Linked DNA regions of Mus musculus: all the other regions are linked to region 3. The links are chromatin loops, found by intact Hi-C in ENCODE. Cell type or tissue: heart. All regions are shown on one strand.

Evidence for each region. A loop is a pair of places that touch in the nucleus more often than their neighbours do. Peaks named below come from ENCODE experiments on the same cell type or tissue, not always from the same donor. Only the 100,000 strongest peaks of a DNase experiment are listed, where the experiment ranks them.
Region 1: a loop joins it to region 3, with 2.4 times the contacts of the local background. A loop is called at or near these places in 16 of 42 quality-filtered maps.
Region 2: a loop joins it to region 3, with 6 times the contacts of the local background. A loop is called at or near these places in 15 of 42 quality-filtered maps.

What each region holds. Positions count from the first base shown.
Region 1 is chr7:139,231,914-139,239,913 of GRCm38, reverse strand. It overlaps Lrrc27 (leucine rich repeat containing 27), which reads right to left. Exons shown (of 11, transcript NM_027164.1): 9 at 2,926-3,044; 10 at 1,215-1,338. It overlaps Gm32315 (a long non-coding RNA gene), which reads left to right and starts at 4,824. Exons shown (of 3, transcript XR_389962.4): 1 at 4,824-5,417; 2 at 5,522-5,582; 3 at 5,801-6,925. In heart, CTCF peaks have their summits at 3,930 and 4,791 (motif pointing right); DNase peaks (open chromatin) are centred at 4,063, 4,863 and 6,023; H3K4me3 peaks cover 774 bases; H3K27ac peaks cover 2,445 bases.
Region 2 is chr7:139,244,050-139,252,049 of GRCm38, reverse strand. Pwwp2b (PWWP domain containing 2B) reads right to left here and starts at 3,568. Exons shown (of 3, transcript NM_001098636.1): 1 at 3,407-3,568. The coding sequence starts at 3,531. In heart, a CTCF peak has its summit at 4,517; DNase peaks (open chromatin) are centred at 29, 3,669, 3,899, 4,499 and 1 weaker place; H3K4me3 peaks cover 3,763 bases; H3K27ac peaks cover 6,511 bases.
Region 3 is chr7:139,386,837-139,394,836 of GRCm38, reverse strand. It overlaps Inpp5a (inositol polyphosphate-5-phosphatase A), which reads right to left and starts at 5,728. Exons shown (of 16, transcript NM_001127363.1): 1 at 5,373-5,728. The coding sequence starts at 5,447. It overlaps Gm46004 (a long non-coding RNA gene), which reads left to right and starts at 5,690. Exons shown (of 2, transcript XR_001778314.2): 1 at 5,690-6,271; 2 at 7,696-8,000. In heart, CTCF peaks have their summits at 657 (motif pointing left), 1,904, 4,280 and 5,211; DNase peaks (open chromatin) are centred at 2,556, 4,226, 6,046, 6,736 and 3 weaker places; H3K4me3 peaks cover 4,693 bases; H3K27ac peaks cover 5,087 bases.

The sequences.
Region 1 (8,000 bases), 150 kb after region 3:
AATGGGATTTGGAACCAAATCCGTGCTAGGATTCGGCCTAGGTTTGCATTCTTGTGTTCTGGGGTTCTATGGGATAAATCTTACAACTAGCTGGTTCTCTCTCTCTCTCTCTCTCGCTCTTGCTCTCTCTTTCTCTCTCTCTCTGTAGGCTCTTAATACTATATCTCCAGGGACTTTCTTCTTATAAAACTTTGCTGGCTTCAGTATGTGCTAGAATACAGGCTCAGTATTATGCCAAAGGTCAGATAACAGTGACTGAAAACCAGGGGTGTGGCTTCTTGGGGGAAGCCAGAGCCCAATGCTGCAGACTCCCTGCAAGTGTGACTGGGCATCCACAGTTTTCACCTCAAAGCTGTCTTGCCTCCACTGTGCCTGTCTAGAAGAGTAGCTCCGTTTGTTTGTCTGTTTTCTGGCTGTGGAGAGGTGTGATTAATCTGGCTGCAAATGTGAAGCACTGACTTGGAAGGTCCGATCTCATGATGGGATTGAGGCCAGGGTCTACTTTTGTCTATCTGGATAGAATAGACATGGAGTCGCAGATAGGCTGTCAGAAAAGCCTAGTCTTGAGCCAATGCCACACTGACCCGGAACTAGGCAATGGTGGAGTCGTGGGCACCCAGATACCACTATCACAAAACCTCTGCTTGCTTCCAACAGCTTCCTGTCGGCACGGGAAGGGCTTCTGCTCTCTGCTTCTCTCATTAAGCAGGGACACTGAGGCACAGGGTGGACGCTGACGATGGATGAGGTTTAACTTCAAGAGTCTGGGGGAGAGTTTAGGGGCACTTTTGCTCTGGGTAGGAGCTCAGGGACATGGTCATACGGATCCCTGTGGATTTGACACAGTGTTCTCTTTCTAGGCAACAGCAATGAGCCCTTTCCAAACAGCTCCCTTTCAGCCAGCACAGGGCTTCAGCCCACCATCTGGGTGTGAGGCATTAAACAATGACTCCATAGACTCACGGAGCAGACCAGTTCTAGACCTGTTGCCCGTCCCTGTCCTCAAAGGCCCTAAGCTATCATGGTCATCCCATTATGTCTGGTGCAGCTGAGGGCTCATAATGTGGCCAGACTATTTTTTCTGGAGCTGCCCCCTGCACTCACTACAGACACCGCACAGATGAACCACATGGTTAGAGGATATCTACTCTGCAGTGGTATAGAGGATTCCCTTCCATTAGTGACACATTCCCAAACAGGCAACAGGTACTCACGGTTTCCAGGTCCTGGTTGGCTGTCTTAATGTCTTGCATTGGGTTTGTACCCAGGAAACTTCGAGTGCGGATCTGCTGTGTGTGCCGCTTTATCTTGTCCTCCAGCTCTGCTAATGGTGAGGCACTGGAACACAGACACTTGCTGTTTGGATGCTGGCCTTAGGCTAGACGTGCCCATTGCAACCAGGGAGAAAGCACTTTTCCCTGAAGTCCGCTACCCCCCCTGAGGCACCAGGTGGCTATGGCATGGCTCCTTGCCTCCCCCTAGAGATGCTGGGCTTGAGGCAACGTCTTTATCCACACAGCCACTATGCTTAAACACCCTCCAGTTGGGGCTGGAGAGCAAGCTCAGAGGTTAAGAGCACTGGGGATCTTACATAGGAACTAGGATCAGTTCCCAGCACCCTCGTGGTGGCTAAGAACCACCAGTAACTCAGTTACAAAAGATATGACACCCTCTTCTGGTCTCCTCAGGCACTATTCACACATGGTACACAGACACAATGCAGGCAAAAAACCCATACACATAAACATAACCCCTCAAGTCCACGTGTGGCTGTGGGGAGCTAGGAGCTGGTTCTGTGGCTGTGGGGAGCTGGTTCTGTGCATGTGGGGAGCTGGTTCTGTGGCTGTGGGGAGCTAGGAGCTGGTTCTGTGGCTGTGGGGAGCTAGGAGCTGGTTCTGTGGCTGTGGGGAGCTGGTTCTGTGGCTGTGGGGAGCTGGTTCTGTGCATATGGGGAGCTGGTTCTGTGGCTGTGGGTAGCTAGGAGCTGGTTCTGTGGCTGTGGGTAGCTAGGAGCTGGTTCTGTGCATGTGGGGAGCTGGTTCTGTGGCTGTGGGGAGCTGGTTCTGTGCATGTGGGGAGCTGGTTCTGTGCATGTGGGGAGCTGGTTCTGTGCATGTGGGGACCGCATTTCTTGGGTGAAACAAATCTACCAGATTTGCTGACCCTTTAGACAGAGCAGGATGTTTCATTGACCTGAGATTTTTAAACACATCTCTATCTCTTTTAACTGTGACTCTAAGGTTGCTATTTCTTGACTGTAGATGCAATGATTCAGAATGGCAGAAAGAGGCCAGGAACCTCTCGGGCTAAATGCAGGGAACCCCTTCTCATCCCATCCTGCACACTTAGCTCTCTGCCACCTGCGCTGGATGCTGCAATGCTTCTAGAGGGTCCCAGTGGCTTGGCTCAGACCTCTCCCCTCCCCAGTTGGTCTTTTATTAGTACCTAGCTTCCCCAAAGCTGTCCTGAGCCACAGATGGGTCTGCCAACTGGCCAATTGACATGCCACTATCCCTGTTAGTAGCCTACTGTCCACCTGAACAGAGGCTCTAATACTAGGACGTCAAATCCTAAGGTACCATGAACTGGCCTTCTCATGGGTTTTCCTGTCTTTCTTTTGGCAGAAGCCATACCCAATATACCACTATGGGAAGGTTAGGGGTAGTCCTGAGGGCTGAAAGGTCAGGGATGGGGGTGAGACAAGCGCTCAGGCACTGGAATAGCTGGGGCAGGACTGGGGGTGGGGCTACAGGAGTACCCCTGCAGGGGAGTCTTCTAAGACTTCCTGATCATCTGGTAGGGTGATAGAACTCCAAGGGCAGGGACTTTGTCTTTCCAGATTGCTCACTGTGCTGACTGCTCACATAAGGCTGGACACTCAGAGGCACTGAGCTGGGGAGCCCAGAATACACAACTGTCACCAACCTTATTTCTATAGGCCTTTGTGCTGTCCCCTCTCCGCTGGGCTTCACTTTCCCAAATGGACTTACTGGCATTTTCTCATAGTCTGTCAGATCTGTGGCAAAGGGAATCTTCGATGCCATCTAAAAGAAACCACAGCAGGGTATTCCCAACAATGGGCGAGAAGGCTGCTCTTCCTTCAGGCCCACTTGCCAGGCTCGTGAGCTTTCCCTCCACCCTGCTAGGCCACCCAGGGTCTACACAGAGGAGGGGACATTCTTTACCAACATCCCCACATCACTCAAAGGTCCCAACAGCACAGGTTGGAGTACAAGCAGTGTTGATCAAGGGACGCTGTTATGCTCAAGGTTGCTAGAGCTGACCCAGAATACCCTGAAAGTCTGTCACGTGACAGAAGACACACAGCTAACCCAAGTCATTCATACAGGTGTGAATTCGTTTTAAAATCACAAAGCTTCAAGCTAATACATAAGTGCTGATACAAACGGAGTATACCAAGTACAGGCCTTAAACTTGGCCAGCCTGCATGCAGGATAGTGTTGCTGGCCACGGATCTACATATCATGGGTGGGACAGGTGATGAACCTACAGGTGTCTCAGTTGTCCCCCTGATAGAGCAGCTGCATTCTGAGGGATACTAGGGCATGTCTAGATGTGCTGTTTGGCACAGGCACATGCACGTGTGCGTGCATGCACATACACACACACACACACACACACACACACACACACACACACACACATACACGCACACACACATCCCGGCCCTCAAGGCCAAGTAGTGCTAGATCTTTCAACAGCGCTCTCAGTGGGTTTCCAGGACATTCCACAGCCCTTTTGCCATGTTGCCACAGTGGCCCTCGTCTCTGATTTCACTGAGCTGTGGGAACAGGGCGTGGGGAGACGGGCCCAGCCCAGAGAGGAGACTTATGTGCTCTCTGTAATATTAAGGGGTTACTTGGAGTCATGAAAACAGCCCACTCCTTACAGCGCCCCCTAGGCACACCTCTTATTTCTAGACAGCCTGATGGCACTCAAGCTTTATGGCCACCCGTACCCTATTTGGCCTTGCTTACCCACTGTAGTCCGTGGAGACACTGGACTGGCAGCAACCCTGCTTTCTGCCCTACAGCCTGGGTCACCTTGTCTCCTGACTGCTGTGGCCTTTCTCCAGGGCCTCTCTACTCCCAAGTCACAGACAGATCCAATCCAGGCTAGTCTCCAAATTCTCCTCTGACTATGACCCAAGAGATCTGACTGTTTCCAGCTTCTCACTTATGCCTACCCAGTGCCCGTACCTTCTTTGCTCTGCTCAGTCTCAAGAGCCAAGCAAGGCTCAGCCCTAATCCTGGCTCCTTCAGGACCTGAGCAGTTCTGTTTACTCAACATTGGAGGCAAGGGAACTTCTTGTTTGGTTTTGGACCCTGGGACAAGAGACTAAGGTGCATATTTTACACATCAAAGCAGACATGGCCTCCAGGTTTTCCCTGCATCCCTCAGTCCCTACCTGGCATACCCTGCCCCCAACTCTGGGATTTCTTTCTCTCTCTCTCTCTCTCTCTCTCTCTCTCTCTCTCCTCTATCTCTCTGAGCATGTGTCCTTTCTCTCTTTCTCTCTCCTTTCCCCTCTTTCCCCACGGTGATTTCCCTGGCCTTGGTCCTTGGGGCCAGAGGGCAGCTTCCCAATAAACCTGCAGTTAATATCATCCAGTCTGGCTTGAATTGGCTCATTTCATCGGCAGAGAAATAACTTCTAACATCTTAGTGGTTAAAGACTAGAGACATTTCTATCTTCCTCCCAGGTCTTCTGCTGTAATGGTCAGTTTTCCTGCAGAGCCATTAGATGGCACCCGAAGCTGTTTCGGCAGCTCCAGGCAAGCAGATGTGCCTGGATAGGACATGCTAGTAAGGGCGACGAGGGCCACGTGACCAGTGCTGCTCGCCCTGCTGCCTCCAGGGGATGAGGTGGGGAACTAACTCACCCTCGGATTCCGGACCTTAAGTATGTGTGCGTCTGCCTGCAATGTGCAGGGTACGTGCATGGGGAGGCAGGGTGTGAGATTCCACGGCTGACTTGGTAGAGTGAGACTGAGTGGAAGAGGGAAAGGGAGTGAGCTTCCTGCCAGGGCCCCTGCTATGCACTATCTCCCTTCAAAGGTGGACTTTGAACTCAGCCAGACCCTGCCTCCTATCAGATCCCTGCATCTTCCCTTCCGAGCAGCAGATTTCCAGGGCTGGAATCTTATCTGCCAGCACTCGTAGTTCAAACCCAGCATGCCTGACACTCTGAAAGGCCTGGATCCCAGGAAGATACAGAGAGGGGACAGGAGCCACCACACCCTTCTTTTACAGCCATCCCCCACCCCGGAAATGCAGAGGGCTGGGGCAAAACAGAATTCCGCATGCTTGCAGACTGTGGCAGCTGCTTCACCACAGGAGATCAAAAGTCTTCCAAAGAAATTCCCGCAGAAAGAAATGCGTGATGGCAAGTCCAGGTGATATTCCCCCCCCCCCCCCATTAAAGTCAGACATTACTTGCTTTAAAAATTAAAGGCACGTGTTGGGGGTGGGGCTCATCTACACACATTTACTATTACAGAAAAATATAGGCAAGAAAAACTCATCCAAACACCTTATTCTCTATGAACAACAACAAAAATGTAAGTGCTTGAAAATTGGGCAACCTTTTAGGCCCGGGAGTCGGTGACTGGGGAAGGTTCTCACCAGCTTTACAAGAAAGCTTCAAACACACAAACACCATGGAGGCCCGGGGGGCGGGGGAGGGGGGGACGGGGACGGGGGTGGGGGCGGGCTCAAAGGTTACAGGCCAGGCTTCAGAACAACATGGAGAAGAGAAATATAAGCTTTTTCTGAATAGGGTGGTAGACCTGGAGTCTTACCAGTGTCCAGCCTCAGAAGTCTTTTACCAGGCTGTGCCTGCACAGGCTACGACCTACACACTCACGGGTCACAAGAAGCATGAGAAAGGCAAGTGGGCTCAGCCTGGAGCCAAGCTGCAAAGAAAGGCATTTTCTCACACATGGTGAGTACTCAGGCTTGGCACTCAGTGCTCAAGGCTGGAGCATCAGCTCCGCCCAGCAGCCTCCAGCCGTGCTCAGCACCCTAGCACCCTCTAGTGACCTCCTGCCCAACTGCAGGAGCCCGTACCGGCTGTGAACTCCCCCTAGGCTGGCACAGGGACACACCTTCTACTGTTGAGTGCCCACTGTGTGTTTGTTTCTGGAGATGACAAAATTCGCCACCAAGTGTCTTTGCTCACTGTGCCTATTAGACTGCTTTCATCTCTGAAGAATGAACCTGACGGAGTCGCCAAAGATACTACCTTGTTTGTTTGTTTGTTTGTTTTGAGAAAAGGCCTCATGTGGCCTCAAACTCCATCCTTAGCTGATTCTCCTGTCTCTGCCTTCCAAGTGTTGGGGTTACATCACAAGACAACCCCCAGTTTCTGTGGTGCTGGGGTTCTCCCCAGGGCTTTGAGGGTGTTAGGAAAGCCCTCATCACCTGAGAGATGTCCTCCATCTGCTTGTCCTGTTATTGGGATGATCTTCCAGGAGGCTGCTGGGGGCTGTACTCACAGACTGCTCACAGTGCAGGGCTCTCAGCTGGACCGGTGAAGTAGCCCACACACCATGGGCTCACTCCTCCAGCCATTTGAGGTTTCTCTTGGGAACTGCCTGTCACATCCTCTCCCTATTTCTCCCTTAATCTTTGGTTTCTTTAAAGAATTTTTTTTTTTAAAAAGAAGAGATTTTTGGTTTTGTTTTATGTGTACTGAGTTCTTTGCCTGCATGTGTGTGTGTGTGTGCCTGGATCCCAAGGGGGCAGGAAGATGTCAGTGGATCCCTTGGAAGTAGAGATGGTTGTAAGCTACCTTCTGAGTACTTGGAACTGAAGCCAGGTTGCAAGAGCAGCAAGTGTTTGTTGTAACACCTAAGTAATCTTTCCAGCCCCCCTCTCTGTCTGTCTGTCTGTCTGTCTGTCTGTCTGTCTTTCTTTCTCTCTCTCTCTCTTTCTTTCTTTCTTTCTTTCTTTCTTCCTTTCTTTCTTTCTAAGAAAGAAATAAATCCCTGGGTGTCCTGAAACTCAACTCTGTAGACCAAGCTGGCCTCCCCAGTGCTGGGATTAAATCAGTGTACCACCACTGCCTGGCTGATAAAAATATTTTTCATTTTTTTTATCACCCATGAAAAATCTGGGGAATATAGAAAGAATGATGGACACTAAAGTGAACACTTGGCATAGTACAATGCAGTGTTAAAGGAATAAGGAACACACATTCCTCTCTGACATCCCACCCAGTGCAGAAGGCAGTACCATGGTGGACCAGAACAGAGCAGCCTTCAGGATGTGCAGAGGGACCAAGGCTAGCTTACAGCATGCTTTCCCTGAAAGCCCCTGTGGTCCTCACGACATCATTTATAAAGATCCCGTTGCAGGATCCAGGATGGCTTTAAGGAACAACTCTTGAGAAAGGCTTCCTGGGTAAGAAGTGTACATGACACGAGGTGACAGGTCCTGTTTGAGTTGGAGAAGTCCAAATCTCTTGACCTTTCATCCCAGGAGATGGCAGACCTTTGTCTCTACTGGCCATGAGCAGGGGACCCACACCACCAAGGGACCCTACCTGCATCAGAATTTGAAATCCCTGCCCCGTGCTTTCTGTCACTCTCCTGTGACGTTCTACAGTAGCAAACACTTCCAAGGTTTGTTTGTTTCTTTTCCTTGTTCCTTAAGATAACAAACCATTGTTTGAGTTGGATGAGCAGCCTGTCCTACTCAGCCATCCGCTGCCCAAGCCCTATTGTAGACTAGCCACACCAGGCATCAGTGACAAAGGTCTCTGCTTCAGGCAACGTGCACTAGAAGTCAGTGACAAAGGGGCATGGCAGATGGTCAGCAAGGCCTCACTACAGGTTTGCTGCTGACGGGTTCTGGGGGAGATCAGTTAAGAACTGGAGTCTGGAGGCCCCAGTCAGCCACGCAGGAGAGCATGACTCCCAGCCATCCCAGCATGACTGCAATGGATAAACATGCTATCCCGAAAGGGATCAAGGCTG
Region 2 (8,000 bases), 140 kb after region 3:
TTGAGTCAACAGGCTCCTGGATCAGAGGCATGCGGATGTGCAAAGCTGGGCGGGAGTCTGCGGAAACTTCTCTACATAGCTATGTTGCCAGGAGCCTGCAGCCCCAGGAAGGCCCAAGTCCAAACACCCAAGGCCCCACCTTGGGTTGTACACCAGGGCTTGCTTACTTTAGAAAGTCCCTGAAGCCTTTCTGCAGCCCAGCAAACAGCCATTGAGCAGTAGGGCTAGAGAGCTGGATGGGACCAGGAACAGGAAGGTCTTGCAGGAAACAGTGAGCTGCTTGGGACTACTAAGTGTACAGAGGCCTCCAGGGGCCACCTCTGCTTTGGGAGTCAGGTGAGCAGCTTTTCAGGCCAAGTCTCAGCCTGGATACCAGAGCAATCCATTCTCCAGAGCATATTGCCCCACATCCTTGGGCAGACCCCCGATTTCCAGAGAAGAATAGGTGGAGCCTGTATCCTGCATTTATTAGCATCAACATCGTCCTTAAGCCCTAGGGCTCTCCTAGAAGCTCAGACCAGGCCCACCTCACACCCCCCCCCCCATGTCTTCCTTGTCCACTCTGACAACATCTCTGTGGTACAGTCCCCAAGACCAGCATACCAGCCGGTGATGCACCAGCTGTGATGCACAAGACACCTGGAACCCTCCAGTTCCTTGAGGGCAGAGAGGGTATCTGAGCACTATGGTAACCTCTGTGCCTACCACATAATCTCAGGAATGCCTAGCAGCACACTAGCTAACAAATTCCAGGACAGAACTTGGTGCTCTTTAGCCTGGTGACAGGCAGTGACTGTGGTCTTGGTCAAAGAGGACGTCATACTGACTATCCCAGCAGACAGGCTCAGCTGTTGTGTGGTACAATTTAAGAATCAACAACTCAGATTAGAACCCCGGAGTCAGCGGGCCTTTGCTGTCTTGTAGACTACCTTTGGCTAGGGTTACCTCACCTGAGGTGCTCAACAAGAGACATACATACCTCTAGGCCCACCTGCAGCATAGTGTCAGCCCCACCCCTTCCTGCACGACTTGGGTCAGCCGGCTTTGGGAGGGATCCTCAAATTTGTAAGCAGGGATCATAAAGGCGGCTTGTCAGAGGCTTAGCCCACCCTCTGGTACAGTGTGGTTTCTCAGTGAAAATACAGGCCTGCATAGGTACCCAGAGCAACAGAGAACCTGCTTCGGGCTGCTCTACAGCCAGGCAGCTGATTCAAGACACCGAGTGGGAGGAGGTACTTGGTACTGCACCAGGTGGCTTGTGAGCAAAGACCCCCTCTGAGCTCCCCAGCCATCTGCAGACGAGGAAGGGAAAAGGAACAAACATCTTTCAGTCTAACTTTCATGATGAGCACTGGTGGGGCTGGATCCAGCCTCAGAGCCTTCCTTCTACCCAGCAGTCTATGCGAACGGGGCCATCCACGTCACTTGCAACCTAGCAAGGAGGATGAACAGTGATCAGGAACCATAAAGGACAGCCAGGCTACCAGGTCGGTACCCAAACTATGGGAGCTCTGATGCCTATAAAGCGCAGCAGCAGCACCTCAGGAATGCTGACCTGCTTGCTGCTTTGAGCCCCAAAGGCTCCCCTGAGGTGGGAGGAAATAGGACTTGGGAACTCTTCCTTGGCTCGAATCCAAGGACTGGGCCTTGGAAGAGCAAGGATAGGTACTGAAGCTGTGGAGAAACTAGTACCTGGGAGGGCAGGTCAGCATGTGGACCCTGGAGCCTGAGAGCAGACACTGCAGCCCAAACCACCCAGACAGCTGCTAAGCTGTGCTCAGCTCTGCCTGAGAAGCAGGGCTGTAAACACTAGCTTTGCCACTCATAATACTATGGATAGAACACAGGAAACAGAAACAAGGGGGGGGGGGCGCTGCTGGAAAGATCAGGGATGGGGAAGGAGAAACACAAGGCCAAGCCTTGGAGGGCTGGAGGGGCAAGGAAGGGCCATTTCAGAGTCTCTGCATGGGCACAGAAGCAAGCAAAGCCACTGCAGAGAAGAGCTGTGATCAGCGACTAAGCTCATGTCTCCAAGGGGTTCTGGTTCTGGTAGACTGTGAGGCACGGACACACATGCATCCTATAGCTGCTGCTTCCCATGTTCAGGATGCCAGCCAGCAGCTAGCTTCTATTCATGAAGGGTGTATGCATCTGCAAGCCAGGTTAGCCATTGACCTCAGGGTAGAGATCCCCCCTATCTCTGTAGACACAGCCACAAGATAGGACTACTCTCAGCCAATCTTATCTTGAGCACTGGAGCCTGAGAACTGGGGAAATGCGGGTCCTCTGCTGCAGACTCTCTAGGGAGAGGCCAGAGCAGGCTGCACAGGTTGAGCAGGGGTGCAGCCAGACCTGCCTAGGGAGGAGAGGGCAGCCATCAGCAGGGTGGGGGATGGCTTGCCTTGGAAGCTTTCAGGTGGCTATTCTGCAGCCCCTGAATGTCACCCCATTATAGGCACTCCCTGTACTAACCAACAAGAGAGGGGCACCAGTCACACGGGAGGCCATATGTTAAGTCACATGACTTGTGCATAAATGGCTTCTGGCACATCTAATGAAGACATAATGTCAGCAGGGTAACTGTCGAAGGAGGAAGGGCTCTGCTCTGTGGTGGGAACCCAGGGAAATCCGGGCTTTAGGAAGGGAAAAAGTTGGGTCTTTGAAAGCAGAGCCCTTTTCTGTTCCTAATTCCAGAATGAAGCCTGGCTGGAGCAGAAGAGTCACAGCCTGATTAATGCCTAATCATTTATCAGGCAGTGACAGCGCAGTGCCATGTGATTCTGGGTTCAGGTGGCTGTTCTGCGCTGCAGAAGCCCCTGCAAAGGGTATACAGGTGGTCTCAGGAGCCAAGCCCAATGCGCCCCTCCAGTAGAGGCACTGGCCCTGGAACTTGTATCTTCCACTCCCCCGCAAGGCGCCTCGCCCACAGCAGTGTTTCTACACCCCGCAGTCTCGCAGCTGGTCTCCACCAGCCACTCCTATAAGCCTTGGGCTTCCCCCCTCTTGTGACAGGTGAGGCCATAGCTTAACTGACCCCCTTAAACGAATCACGATTCTACAAACAGTCGAATTCAACAGTGCGTCTGAACAAAGAAAAGTGCGTTAATTATGGCAGATGTGCGGAGTTTCAGGCAAGGCTTCCCGTGCGTCCCGGCCGGCACCGCAGCCCCTCTGCGGGGCCGCACGCTCTCCTGCCCCGAAAGTCACCGCGACTTTGGGAGAGAGCCACTTTCGCACCCAGACCGGCGGCCAGCTGGCGCGCCTCGAAACCCCGGCCCAGCAGAAACTGAAAGCGGACGCCGGGCTTTGCTGCTCCTCTCGGAGCCTGCATTGGAACCTTGAATCGGTGGAGGAGTGTCCCGGGAGATTCCGAGGAGTCCCGGGCCCGCGACCCTGCCCCGCTCACTTTTTCGTGCAATCCAGCAGGATTCCGGCGAAGCTGCGCTCGCCACAGCTCACGGTGACCACCAGCGCGCCGTTGACGACCTGTTCCACCCGCACCGGCAACCGGCAGCCGGCCCGCGGCTCCATGCTCCCGCCGCCTCCGGAGGCCGCCCCCGCCCGCCACCGCCGCCGCCGCCGCCGCCGCCGGGTCAGCCCCGCGTGACGCCGCCTGACGTCACAAAGCTCTGTGTGCCGGCCGCCACCGCGGAGCTAGGCTGGGGCGCGCGGCCGCGGGCTGCGCTCCCAGGAGCCGGAGGGCGTGGGGCGGTCCGCCCGCAGCGTGCGCCCACAGCCGGCTCTCAAAGCTGGGCTTGCAACGCATTGCGGGGGCCCCACCGGGCGGGGAGAAGGGTTCGTTAATCTTGACGCCACGCAGGCTTGGAATGCCCCCTAGGAGGCCTTGCCAGGAACCGAGGGGTAGCGGGGACACTCCCCGGGTCCAGGCCCTTCCCCCACTCTGCTTCTCTGGGTTCCACCCCGGGCCCCACCTCCTTCCTGATCCTGTCCCGGGGCCACTCCCTGAGCCCGGCGCAGCCTGGGGCCCTTCCCCCATGTAGTCTGGGGGTCCCCTGTCTACCAGTTTGTGCTAGAGGACCCCGGCAGCGTCTTCTACGCACGACTCCTGTGTCCACTTGGTACTTGAAAAAGTCTGTGGACACGTGTATTTGAAGCGAATCAGGCCTGGCAGAGGAGACTCCGGGTGCCGAGGGACACCAATGGGGCCCTTACAAGAGGCCTAGTGTCACCCTCACTACAGGGCTACCTGGCACTGGGCTACCCAGGTGTGCTCGGCGCCTCCTAGGAGACTATAGTGCTCCGGTCTGTTTGAGAACCTCGCAGGGCGCGGGGCTGGCCAGCACTAGTGTTGGCAGGATTATTCTATCCAGAGCTCTTGCGTCTCCTGGGACTACTCGCTGCAGCACTCCTCGCTTAGTGTACAGTATGAAGAGCCACCTCCCATGAGCAAGAGCCAGGCTCCCCGGGCGTGTGCAACCGGGCCCGCGAGGGCAGCCTGGCCATGAGTGGGAGGTGGCGGCGCCCGGCGGACGGCTGACCGCCACCCTAGACCTCCTCCGGTTTCCGCAAGCACTTGCACTCTGAATCCGGATTCGGAATCCATAACTGACTGCCTCCAAGGGTCTGTCACGTTGCAATGACCAATGGCGTCTGTGAATCGGGCCCCTAAGGCTGACTTGCATCGCCATGACCCTGCATTGGAGGCACCAAAAGGGCAGAGAGGTACTGACCACGGATCTACCAGGCCCATGTCCTTTTCAGCTGGGGAGTGGAGTTCTTGCCCTGCTGGGACTTGCTTCAGGGCTGCTACCACTGACGCCGCCAAGGACAGCCGAGGCCGCCCTGGCGCCACTTTACCTTGCCTTAAGGCTACACTAGAGCAGATGAGAAAGTCTGGGCGGAGTCCAGCTGAGGGGCAGTCCCCCTCCCACAAACGTCTGTTTTCCTCACTCCTTCTCTCCAGAGCTGGGTGCTGCAGATTTTGGAGGAAAAAAAAAAAAAAAAACGCTGGCTACAGGAACCATTCCCAGCTCAGTTCCAGGTGGAGGGCTGGTGGGAGGCTGCCCACTCGCTCAACCCAGATACTAAGCATCTGTGCCTGAGTACTGGGGATGCCTGCTCAGTACAGCCTACAGCAGGACATCCCCCTCCCCCCAGCCAGTTCAGTAGCTTCCAAGCTGGGGACATCTATAGTCTGAGCAACTGTGGGGTAGTCCGAAAAAGGCACTTGAGCAAGCAGGTGCCCTTGTTCAGGGACTCCTGGTTGTAGAGGCAATATAGAAGACCTCTTCCGATGTGGGGCATGGACAGAGGGACACCGTGAAAACTGCTAGCTTATTGTGTGGATAAGGAGCTTGCTTCTATTAACTCCCAGATGTCAGCAAGAAGGGTAGTTTGGCTGTGGTAAGGGACAGTGGCTAGGAGGTCTGGAAGTCCGAGAGGCCCAGGAACCTAGGGTTCAGCTTGTGGCGGGAATCTCCTGGGCTGTTGATAAGAGAGTAGAGAGGAGCCGGAGGCCACCTGTGCTGTTTATCATGCCTGCCTGCCAGGTTTGTGCTGTGTTTTTTAGTGTATTTGGAAGCCATTTTAAAAAGCCTGTTCTCTGTTTGGTAGAATAGTTTAACAGCCAGAAAGGAGATGGATTTACAATTTAAACACAAGCCGAATTTCAGGGCCTTGTCCCAGCCCCACCCACCTGGACAGGGAAGGTGGCCAGCTGCAAGCTGCTTTCCCTTCGGAGCCTGGACCAGGCTTCAGGATTCGCCTTCCACAGCTGTCTGGTTCCCTCTTGTCACTAGCTCTGTGCCTGCCTCCAGTTTACAGATGACTTATTCCCTTGCAGGCCCTGTCAGGGCAGCGTGCTTCTGAGGTTCACTGACTCACTCCATAGCTTCAGTGGGGAGACTCTCAGGCCTCCCAGCCCATGACTGTGAAGGGCGCTACCCACAGCCATGGGCCTGCTGCCCCTGGGTTGCCTGGCCAGACAACACACACACACACACACACACACACACACACACACACAGAGAGAGAGAGAGAGAGAGAGAGAGAGAGAGAGAGAGAGAGAGAGGCATATACAGGCATGCATATACTCACTTATGCAGGCAAGAAGGCCAGCACACATGGGCCTGCCTCTTCTCTTTCTGAACTTACCAAGCCCTGATGCCTGGGCAGCCCACTCAACAACTTCTGAGACAGAATCAAAAGGCCTGGTTTGGGTGGAGACACAGAATAAGGCCAGTGCTGTTTAGGCCCTGGAGCTGGGTTCACTAAGCACTGTAGAGTACCCACTGAAGTAGCCCAGGGCAGGGGGCTGTGGCTAAGTCACTCTTCCCTGAATGTAATCCATGGCAAGGCCTCTTGTAGTCTTCGTAGCTAAACATCCTGGACCCCGAGAGATCATAGAGCTTTGGGAAGCTGGACTGGCCCCCTTCTGGCCATCCTGCAAGGGCTGCTCTGATGAGATCCTGTACCTAGAAGTCAGGATAATTGTGGCATTCTCCCACTAAGCAATATCTCAAGTCTAGGAAGAGAACCTGCCAGAAAAGCACTGGCTAAGGGGATGGACTCTGGGACTCTGCTTAAGACTGCAGTCTTCTGTGTGACCTTGGTGGGGGTGGGGATAGGGGGTGGAGTAGGGCTGCCTGTCAGCAGCCATAGAGCAGGGTCTGGAAACACAGCCCCATGCTGCCACTTCAAGCAGTCTGACTTCAGAGATCCATTTTACTATGGATCTGAATTGGGGTGATTTTAACGTTTAAGTAGTGAGGTGTGGGGAGGGAAAGACACTCAGGAAAAGAATGAGACAGACCCAAGCATGTATGTGGTCCACTTAAGAGACTCACACCCAGGCGTCCTTACAATAAGGTGGATTTGGTGACGTCTGAAGTTATGTCTCAGAGGCTGCTAAGGAACCTTTCCTTCAGCACCTAAGGACAAGATGGCTCCTGATGTGCACTGGATAGGTTAACAGAAAAGGTGAAACCCTAGGTCCCAAGAGTTATGTGGAAGTTGAGGATTTAATGTAAAATTTTTATGGGTATCTTTGTGAGATTCTGCCCAAATTTTTAAGTTTCTATCCAGATATAGTGAAGCTATATTTGAAGGTCATACACACACGTGAGCCTTAACCATGGTTCATTAGTATTTTAACATTTTTGGGAACTACTTGGGATTTAAAATGTCATATGAAGAGGAAGGTAGAGGCAACAGAGCTCGGAAAAGCATAGCTATTTTATGATTTAAAAAATTAGCCGGAAGATGGGAGGAATAACTGTCTCTGCGATGAGAATTCACACTATTCCGGCCTGGAGAGCCTCCCTCATTGCAGCTGCTTATAGATCTCTGCTGCCTGTTTTGTTTTTCTGAGTTCTAACTCAAAAAGCATCATTTGTTGTTTTTTTTGTTTTTTCTCTGCCTCTTCCTTTCTGGTTTAACTGATTCTTTAGATCAGGGTTGGCTTAGAACTCACAGACATCCACCTGCCTTCACCCGAGTACACCACCACTCTAGTTCAAGGTCCTCTAATTAAAAAAATGTAAACACCTTTTGTGTGTGCGTGCGTGTGCCTGTGGGTACCAGCCATGGCACTGTGATGGCCACAGGGCAACTGGTGTAAAGTGGTTCTTCTCTACCACGTGGGCTCTGGGGGCTAAAGTCACCACCAGGTTTATCAGCAAGCATGCTTTATAGCTGACCCATCTCCCTGACCCCTTTCTCCCTCTTCCTATGTTTTTATTTGAAGTCAGCCAAGCTGCTAAGCTTGCTTGTCCTAACTCCAGGGCATTCTCGTGCTTCTCTGAAGGTCCATCCCACCCCCATGTAGTTGCTCACAGCTGACTATCACTAATTTTAAAACAATGTCTCATGGGCCAGGAGGATGGTTTTGCCAGTAAAGATACGTGTTGCCAAGCCTGACACCCTGAACTCCATTCTACATAATGGAAGAATTCCTCAAATCACACACACACACACACACACACACACACACACCTTAAAGGAACAGCTTTCTTCCTACCTCTTTCCCATGTCCCAGAAGC
Region 3 (8,000 bases):
GGACCACCAGGTGTATCTCAAAAGTCTAAACATTGTCTCCCAAAATTCTAAACATTGAAAGAAGCCAGGAAATGATGTCTGTGGAAAATCACCTGTGTTTACAAGTCAGAAATGGTTTCATACCATGGTCAGAGGCACCAGTAACAGTAGCATAAATGTTGCAATAGTGTCTCATTTGATCCCACCACCCCGGGAGACAAGTGCTGGGTCTTACAGATTCAAAAAACTGACTGCAACTCAGACTGCTTGCTGAAATCTCTGGTCACAAACAGCACAGCCAAAAGGAAGAATACTAAGACTCCTCAGCCACCTAACTATTGTAAGACCAACTAGGGAGAGGCGAAGAGACGAGTGGTCCCAGTTCTTTCACACTGGGAAAGAGTTAAGGGGAGGGGCATTCTCAGCATGGAAACAGATGATACCAGGTTTCTAGCCATTCTCAAGATTCTAAACATTGAAAGTAGCCCTTTCTAGCAGGAAAGGCCAAGCCACTGGCAGCCACATGCTCTGCCCAAGAGAAAAAAAAGACAGGTGCAACAGTCTCACTTCAGGGAACTGTCTTAAAGGCACATGTATCGCTCTTGCAGAGGACCCAAGTTCAGTTCCTAGCACCCAATTCCAAGGGATAGGTGCCCTCTTCTGGCCTTGATAGGCACTATATTCATGTGCACACTCTCATGTGTGCATGCGCATTTACAAATAACTTTAAAAAGAGTGCTGGTTTTCTGTGGAGAAAAATTGCAGTGGGCCTGGCTGGGTGCCCTGTGCTCCACAGGACTGTCGTAGCTTCAATTTGTTTGCAGTTTGGGGCATCACAGAGCAATGGAACCTATGTGAGGACAGATGAGAACATGGCCAGGGAAGGGCTAGACTGGCCTGGCTGTACCACCCTGAGAAGAGAGAATGGAAAAGCAAAAACAGGGTCTCCAAGAAGCCAAGTCTTAGAAAGAAGAGCAATGTTAGGTACTGGGGGGATAGAGGGAAACCAAGAACCACTAGGAGGGACATGAAATGAATGGGGACAGGGGACTGAAGAGCTAGCTAAGCTGTTAAGAGCACTTGTTGCTCTTGAAGAGGACCAAAGTCTTGGCAGCTCACAACTGTCTATAACTCCACTCCCAGGGGATCTGAAGCCTTCTTCTAACCTCTGTGGGTACCAGGCATGCATGTGCTACACATACATACATGTAGGCAACACACATACCTGGAAAAATACACACACACACACACACACACACACACACACACACAAGCCACATTCTCCACAGCTCTACTTCCAGGAACCAGGAAACTCCAAATAGACAAATCCACAGAGATGGCAAACATTCTAGTGGTGGGCAGTAGCAATGGAGGGCGAAGCCAATATACAGGGCTTCTCTGTGAAGTGACTTGAGTGTTCTAGAGCTGTTGCAAGGAAGTGACCCTAGTCCTGACATCAAGAATCCCAGAGTGAGGAAGTGTGGAACAGACCTGGGAAGAGGAGTGAGGTGGAGACTGTCCTCTAGGACAGAACAGGCTTGTGCTAGGCAGACTATAGCCCCTTCCGCACTAATGGTGAAACCTGGCAAAGAGGACAAATCTGAAAAGGGAGGCGGGAGAGAGAAATGGGCCAAGGTGTCTGCCTGGAGTCCACCCACCCACAGCAGTTCTGACTTGCCTCTCTCTGTCCCATGGCTCAAAAACATTTGCTGACTAGGACCCTTGGTCCCTACTAACACTGCCAGTTCTGCAAGACCATGTCTGCCTGGAAAGGGTCACTTGGGAGTTAACTAAGCAAAGCAGGAAACAAGCTCTAAATAACATCTTGCTCTGAATACATAGCAGGACCAGGCCAACACCGCCTGACCATGTAAGGGCGGGAGAACTCTGAAGCATGCCTACAAGCATTTACCTTCTCAGCTCACCACTAGTCCACACGTATGGAGTCTAGAGCTACAAACACAGCTGTTAAAGCACCAGCCAGATGGGCAGAACAATCATAGGCATGGCCCGGGTCACCCATTCCCTCTCTCCTAGTGACGTTCAATCAAACTAGGTGTCAGCCAGAGGCAATGTGGCAGTCACTACTAGAAAATGAGAACGTATCAGGTGCCCCTGGCTCCCTGGAAAGACACTTCTGAAGGGTCACCAGCTGGGACAGAGGTCCTCAGAGGCTGATGACTCTTCTCCCAAAGACTGACTGAGCCAAGGGTGTTTTGTCCTAACACTGTGCAATGACTTTAACTGTCTCACTCAAGGGACCGTAGAGCTTCCCTGCCCTGGCGCTGGGTATAAGCGACCAATTCCTCTGCCATTAAGCAGAGTGTCCCATGATGTTCTGTGCTTAACATTTTCAGTTTGACATTTAAAACAATGAGTACTGATAGTACAACACACACACACACACACACACACACACACACAGGCCAACTCTGTGGGGTCTTCCACAGTTGTTAAGAACATGAAACAAGTCTACCTACAGTGATGCCTTTGGACAAGACAACAAGGTCAAAGGGCTCCACGCCACCAAAGGCCCTCAGCAGCACAGCTCAGTAACTGCAGTGGGCCACCCTGCCAGGCAAGGATGCCAGCCAGAATGGCTGGTGAGACAAGAGCAGGCTGAACAACATGTTCTGGAGATCCCAGGGTACTGACGACAAAGCTATGATTAAAATTTACATACATGGGCTAGGGCCTATAGCAAAGCAGGGAAGGCCAGGGTTCAACCCCCAATTTAAAAAAAAAAATGTACATGATGTTTTAAGAGGGGTCACCTCTGGATTAGGAAGAAGATGGGAGCATAGGAGGGGAGACTTCTGAAACTACAAATGCAGAAACAAACCACCTACTGCTTGTGCATAAAAGGAAAAACTGCCTTTGGAGCCAGCATGACTGTTTCAAATCGGACACTTTCCTCCTGGGAGCTGATTCCCCCAAGCAACCGCTCAGGCCCTGGGCAGGGTAGTGTTTGTTTCCCACAGCAAGAACTTCTTTACACCGCTGGAGAGATCCATCTGTCACCAGGGGTGCATGGCACACCAAGGCGCACAGTCCAGCACAAGCACTCGCTAAGTCCAGTAGCACTGAGGAATTAAAATCTACCTCACTTGAGAATTGGCCACTTTCTCTACCCAGCTTCTTGCCACAGCACCCAGATCCTGACCAAGGAAGCAGGCCACAGAATATGAGTGTGCCCTTCTTGGTCATTCCATTGAGGGCATGCCTGTCCCTGGGGACTGGTTTGGAATTAACTTAGGTACAATTCATTAAGACAGACACTCTTTTGCGATATAAATATAGTGTAAAACTTCAGAGAGCCTTAAGAAAACAAGTAAAAATTCAGATACCATGTTGCTAAAAAGTGGGTTAAGGTGGCCATGGTGGTTATACCACCTTTAATCCCAGCAGATGCAGGTAGAGCCATCTGCCTAGTCCACACTCTAAGTACCTGGCCAGTGAGAGCTATGTAAGGGCTCTATACATAAAGAGGGTGAATTAAGTCACCCCCTTTAATATCAGCGGAAAGAAGTATGTACGTATCCAATTGAAACACAACAAAAACTCTAGAACTCAGAAATCAAAAATTACTAGAAAGAATGTTTCTCACAGCAAAATTATTTTCCCTTGGAGATGAAAGTGCCCCACCATGCCTAATTTTCCTGACATTTCTGAGGCTTTGAAGCCACAGCTAACGGATCTGAATCATCCGAACAAAAACCACGCTACAGTGACATGTTACTGGAAGGCCTAGAATAGAGTGCTAAATATACAGGCCCTGGTGGAAAAACGATCACACGTGAAACTACAGCAAGTTGTCCATTGCTTGAGCGGACAGACAGCGCCTCTCTAGCAGGGAACTAAAACACTGGCATGTCTGTAAGTGAAAATAACAAAATATAGCAGTAACGCCTGCCTTTTACTAATAAAAGCCAAGCTTACGCTGACTGTGAACCCAGCTCTGTGAGACTCTTCTCCCATGCTCTCTGCCAGGAAGGAAACAGGACCCTCGCCTGAAATCTACATCAGGCCTGTATCCAAGCCCTGGCACCATCCCGACTGTTCACCTAGGTAAGGGGGTGGGTGGAGAGGGAGGAAGGGGAGTCAGTGGCTCCAAGGTTTCATCTGTGGCATTACCCTTTCTTCTTCAACAAGCATGCCACTTGGAGCCGCATCCTGCTTTATTTGGGTTGGCAGTTTAAGTACCAACAGCGGGGTGGCACCATGGCTGCAATGCTGAACTAGGTCAGCCCCAGCCTGCTCCAGGGAGCTCCCAGTGCCCCAGGCCTCAGCTCCCTTCTGCCTCCCAGAGGAGAAGAAAGCCCAGGGTTCCAGGGTGGGACTGGAGAAGCCGTTCTACAAGATAAAGGCCTTTGGCATCATTTTTGGCCTTGAAGAGCTTTTCAGCACCTTCTCATTTAGTAAACAGGAATATAAAGTCCCCCAAGGCTTGAAGAGAGCTACCTCATTTGAGAACTAGTGCTATTGCAAGTTACATGGCAAAATGAGGTGCCTCACGCCTCAGGCCCCTCAGAAGACAAGACCAAGGGATGGGATATAGGTACCAGGACTCAGATGATGGAGCTCAAGGTTTGGGACTGAGGTCTATTGGGAGGAAGGTTCGGGGATGGGAGATGGGGTGTAGAATTAGAGGCAGGGACCTCACTCTGGGGCCAAGAGTAGGTGTAGGATCTGAGGTTTTAGGGTAGAGACTCAGAGTTCAGGGTCAGTGTGGTATGGGTTGAGAGGAACAGGACCAAAATTTTTGAAAGCTGGGTTTCTGGAACCAGAAATCAGACTTGGGGGATCAGAGTCAGAGACTGGGGGCCAGGGGGTGAATCAGAAAACCTGGGGTCAGCGTATGCTTGGGTTTGGAAGCCAGGACATCCAAGTATCAGGATTCTGGGTCAAAATTCCAGGTCAGTACTTGTGGCTCTGGAGTTCCAAGGCAGGAAAAAGATAGGGATTTGCTGTCTTGGGAGCAAAGCAAGGAACCAGCATCAGGATTCAAGGATCTGGACTGAGTCTGGGTTCCTGTAGTATGGGTTAAGACAGGGGTTCAAAAACTGAGTCTTCGAGTTTGGCCTCGGGTACCAGAAAAGCGGTGTTAAGGTCCCGAGTGTGTAGCTGGAAGTTTCCTGGCCTAGGGTACCCCCCTGCTATGGGGTCAGGGTCTGTCTGGGGCTTGGGAAAATCCTGGTCGGAGTCTCCAGCTGTGGGTAGGGGGCATCAGAGTCACACGTCCCAAAGACAACTGGCCCGGAGTCCGCGGCTATAGAAGACGCTGTAGGGGCCGGAATTTAGGGTCTCCAACTGAAAATGGGGATGTCAGGGTCCCGGGCTGGGAGACTCCTAGCCCGTAACCGCCCCTCCCTAGCCGACGGCGCGGCACTTACGTCGTCGAAGAGCGAGCCCACGTTGGCCGTGACCAGCAGGACCGCGGTGCCGGGGGCGGCCGCCTTCCCCGCCATGGTGCCCGGGCGGAGCGGGCTCTGGACTGGGTGGCGGCGGCCGCTTCCTGCGGGGCCGGTAGGGCTGGGGTCTCGCGGGGCCGCGGGGCGTCAGCTGCGCCGGGGGACAGCACAGGGGCGCATCGCGGGCTTGGCGGGTCGGACCGGGCCTGGCCGGGGCTCCAGCCTCGCGGTCGCGGCTCTTCGCTGCTCCGCGGCCCCGCGCCCGCTCGCCGCCGCGCCTCACAGCGGCCCGCGCGCAGCCATTAGACCCGCCGGGAAAGTTCCCGCAGCCGCCGCCGCCGACTCCGGCTGGGACAAGTCCCGCCCCACAGGAGGTGGGACCCTAGAAGGCGGGGCTGTCGGTCGCGCCGGGGGTGGGGCCTCCCTATGGGGCGGGGCCTGCACACAATCTACAGACTTGGGTCTTAGGCTCCCTGGCTCCGGGTCCACTGGAAGGGCGGGTTCTCGAGCCTGAGTCAGGCTGGGGGTGGGGTTTGTGCAGGGGCGGGCCTGCTCACAGGAGCTAAGCCTAGGGTGGGGCGGAGCCAACACCAGATGGAGGAGGGGAGAGGCGGGCATATGGGGCATTCCTGTCAGTCAGGCCCCTGAGTCCTCCCCTGGCTTTGCCCCGCCCTGCCGCGGTTACGCGCATATTCCACCCTCCACTCCCATGACGTCACGACCCTGTTACCAAAGCGCTTCTTAAAGGAGCCGCGAGTTTGGACGACTACAGCCCGCCTTCTTGTTGGGAGCCCTGGAGATCCTTGGAACCTCTGTCCTGGCCCCCCATCCCCCCCCCCCGATGTGGAACCGGTCTTCAGCCTGGGTCCAGGCCCTCGCCGGTACGGGGAGTCTGACGTAGGCGGACCGTGGGAGGGAGCAGGGCCACGGAGAATTAAGGAGGAGCCTCCTCCAGTCCCAGCTCTGGGTCTGCAAAGAGTGGGTCTGCAGATCAAGTGTATGGGATTTTGCAATTTCCTAACACGTCCACCCAGTTCCTTATATAGGACTTTGCTTACAAAACAGAAAGCTGTTGGCATCCAAAAACAGAAAACTAATAAATCCTTTTAAGAAGCAAGCGTATTGATGTACTCCTGTAATCCCAGTACTCGGAAGTTGTGGCAGGATTGCTATGAGTTCGAGGCCAACCTGAACTCATAGCAACCTAAACTAGCTTGAGACCATACCCCGCCCCTCCCACCTAAAAAAGAAAAAGTTCAGATTAGGTGTTTGGATAGCCAGCTGTGGCCCCCATGCCACACCCAAGGACAGTTCCCAAGGTGGGGGATGTGGTCAGTCCGGGAATTTTAGCCACCAGAGAGAGCTGGAGGTGGGGGGCAGGGAGGTATGCTAGTTAGAAGAACAGAATCAGTCCTACATGTAGAAGGAATCAAGAAATTTCTCTGAGATAGAGTCAGTTGTTCCTGGAGGTGGGACGGGGCTGGTAGGGAACATATAGTGAGCTGGGTAACCCTTGCTAGTCTAGGCCTCCAGAAAGCCCTGTCCAGTGGGGCTGCTGCGCTGTAGCCTGCGAGGAGGCATCCAAAGAAACAGTACTACAGACATACTAGAACCCTGTTTGCAACGACAGTTCTTCTGGTGGGTTCATTCTTTAATTTTGTATTTAGTTTGTATGTATGGTGTGCATTGGTTCAGACACACACGCTACAGAAAACAGGTTGCAATTATCAGTTCTCTTCTTATAGCATGGGTTCTGGGATTTGAATTCGGGTCATGAAGCTTGGTGACAAGGGCTCTTACTCACTGAGCCATCTTGCCCGCCCGCTATAGATGGACTTTTCAGAGGTTAACAACCGCCGGAATTAATTTTAACAGGGCATTTACTTAACGCAATGGATGTGAACATCATCCAGTGTGGAACTAGCATTTAGCAATGTTAATGAGCTTCCCACAGCAAGGCTTTGAAATGAGTATCTGGTGCTTACAGCGCAGTGCCCAGTAACCACATGCTCCCTACCAAGTGTTTCCCAACTCTTGGCACCATCTGAGAAAGAATTCAGAGATGCGACAAAGAAAAGGATTAAGAGAAAGTAGTATTACAGAGAGAAGCCCACACTCAAGGAGTCAGTGTGTACAGGCTTCTGGAGAAAAACCTGTGGCCGTGCTTTTGAATGCTCTATCTTATAGACAAGCTTTAGAAGAAGAGAGGGTATTCAAGAGTTAAAGTTAGGGAAAGACATTCTAAGACTGGATTGGCACTTTACCAAAATAAGGTTTATTCTCTCTTCTGCCCTTATGGGTTTAGGGTTGTCATGATGCCAAGATGCATGATGGGAGCAGGCAAATTTGCACTGCCAATGAGGTGGAAATGCTGCTATAAAGAAGCAAAGACTGGTGTCCATCTTCACCCCACTTTGCACAGACATAGGGTATGCTCCTACTGCTCTGCTACACTCTGCAATGGCATCAAGCTCAAGCTGCAGTGTGGTTTGCCTTTATCTCTGCCTGTCTCTAGTCTACCTCTCAACCCTTTTATTCCACAAAAATCCATCTCTCAACTGATTAGTGTCCACACCACTCAGTAGTAGATGTCTGCTGTGAACTGAACTG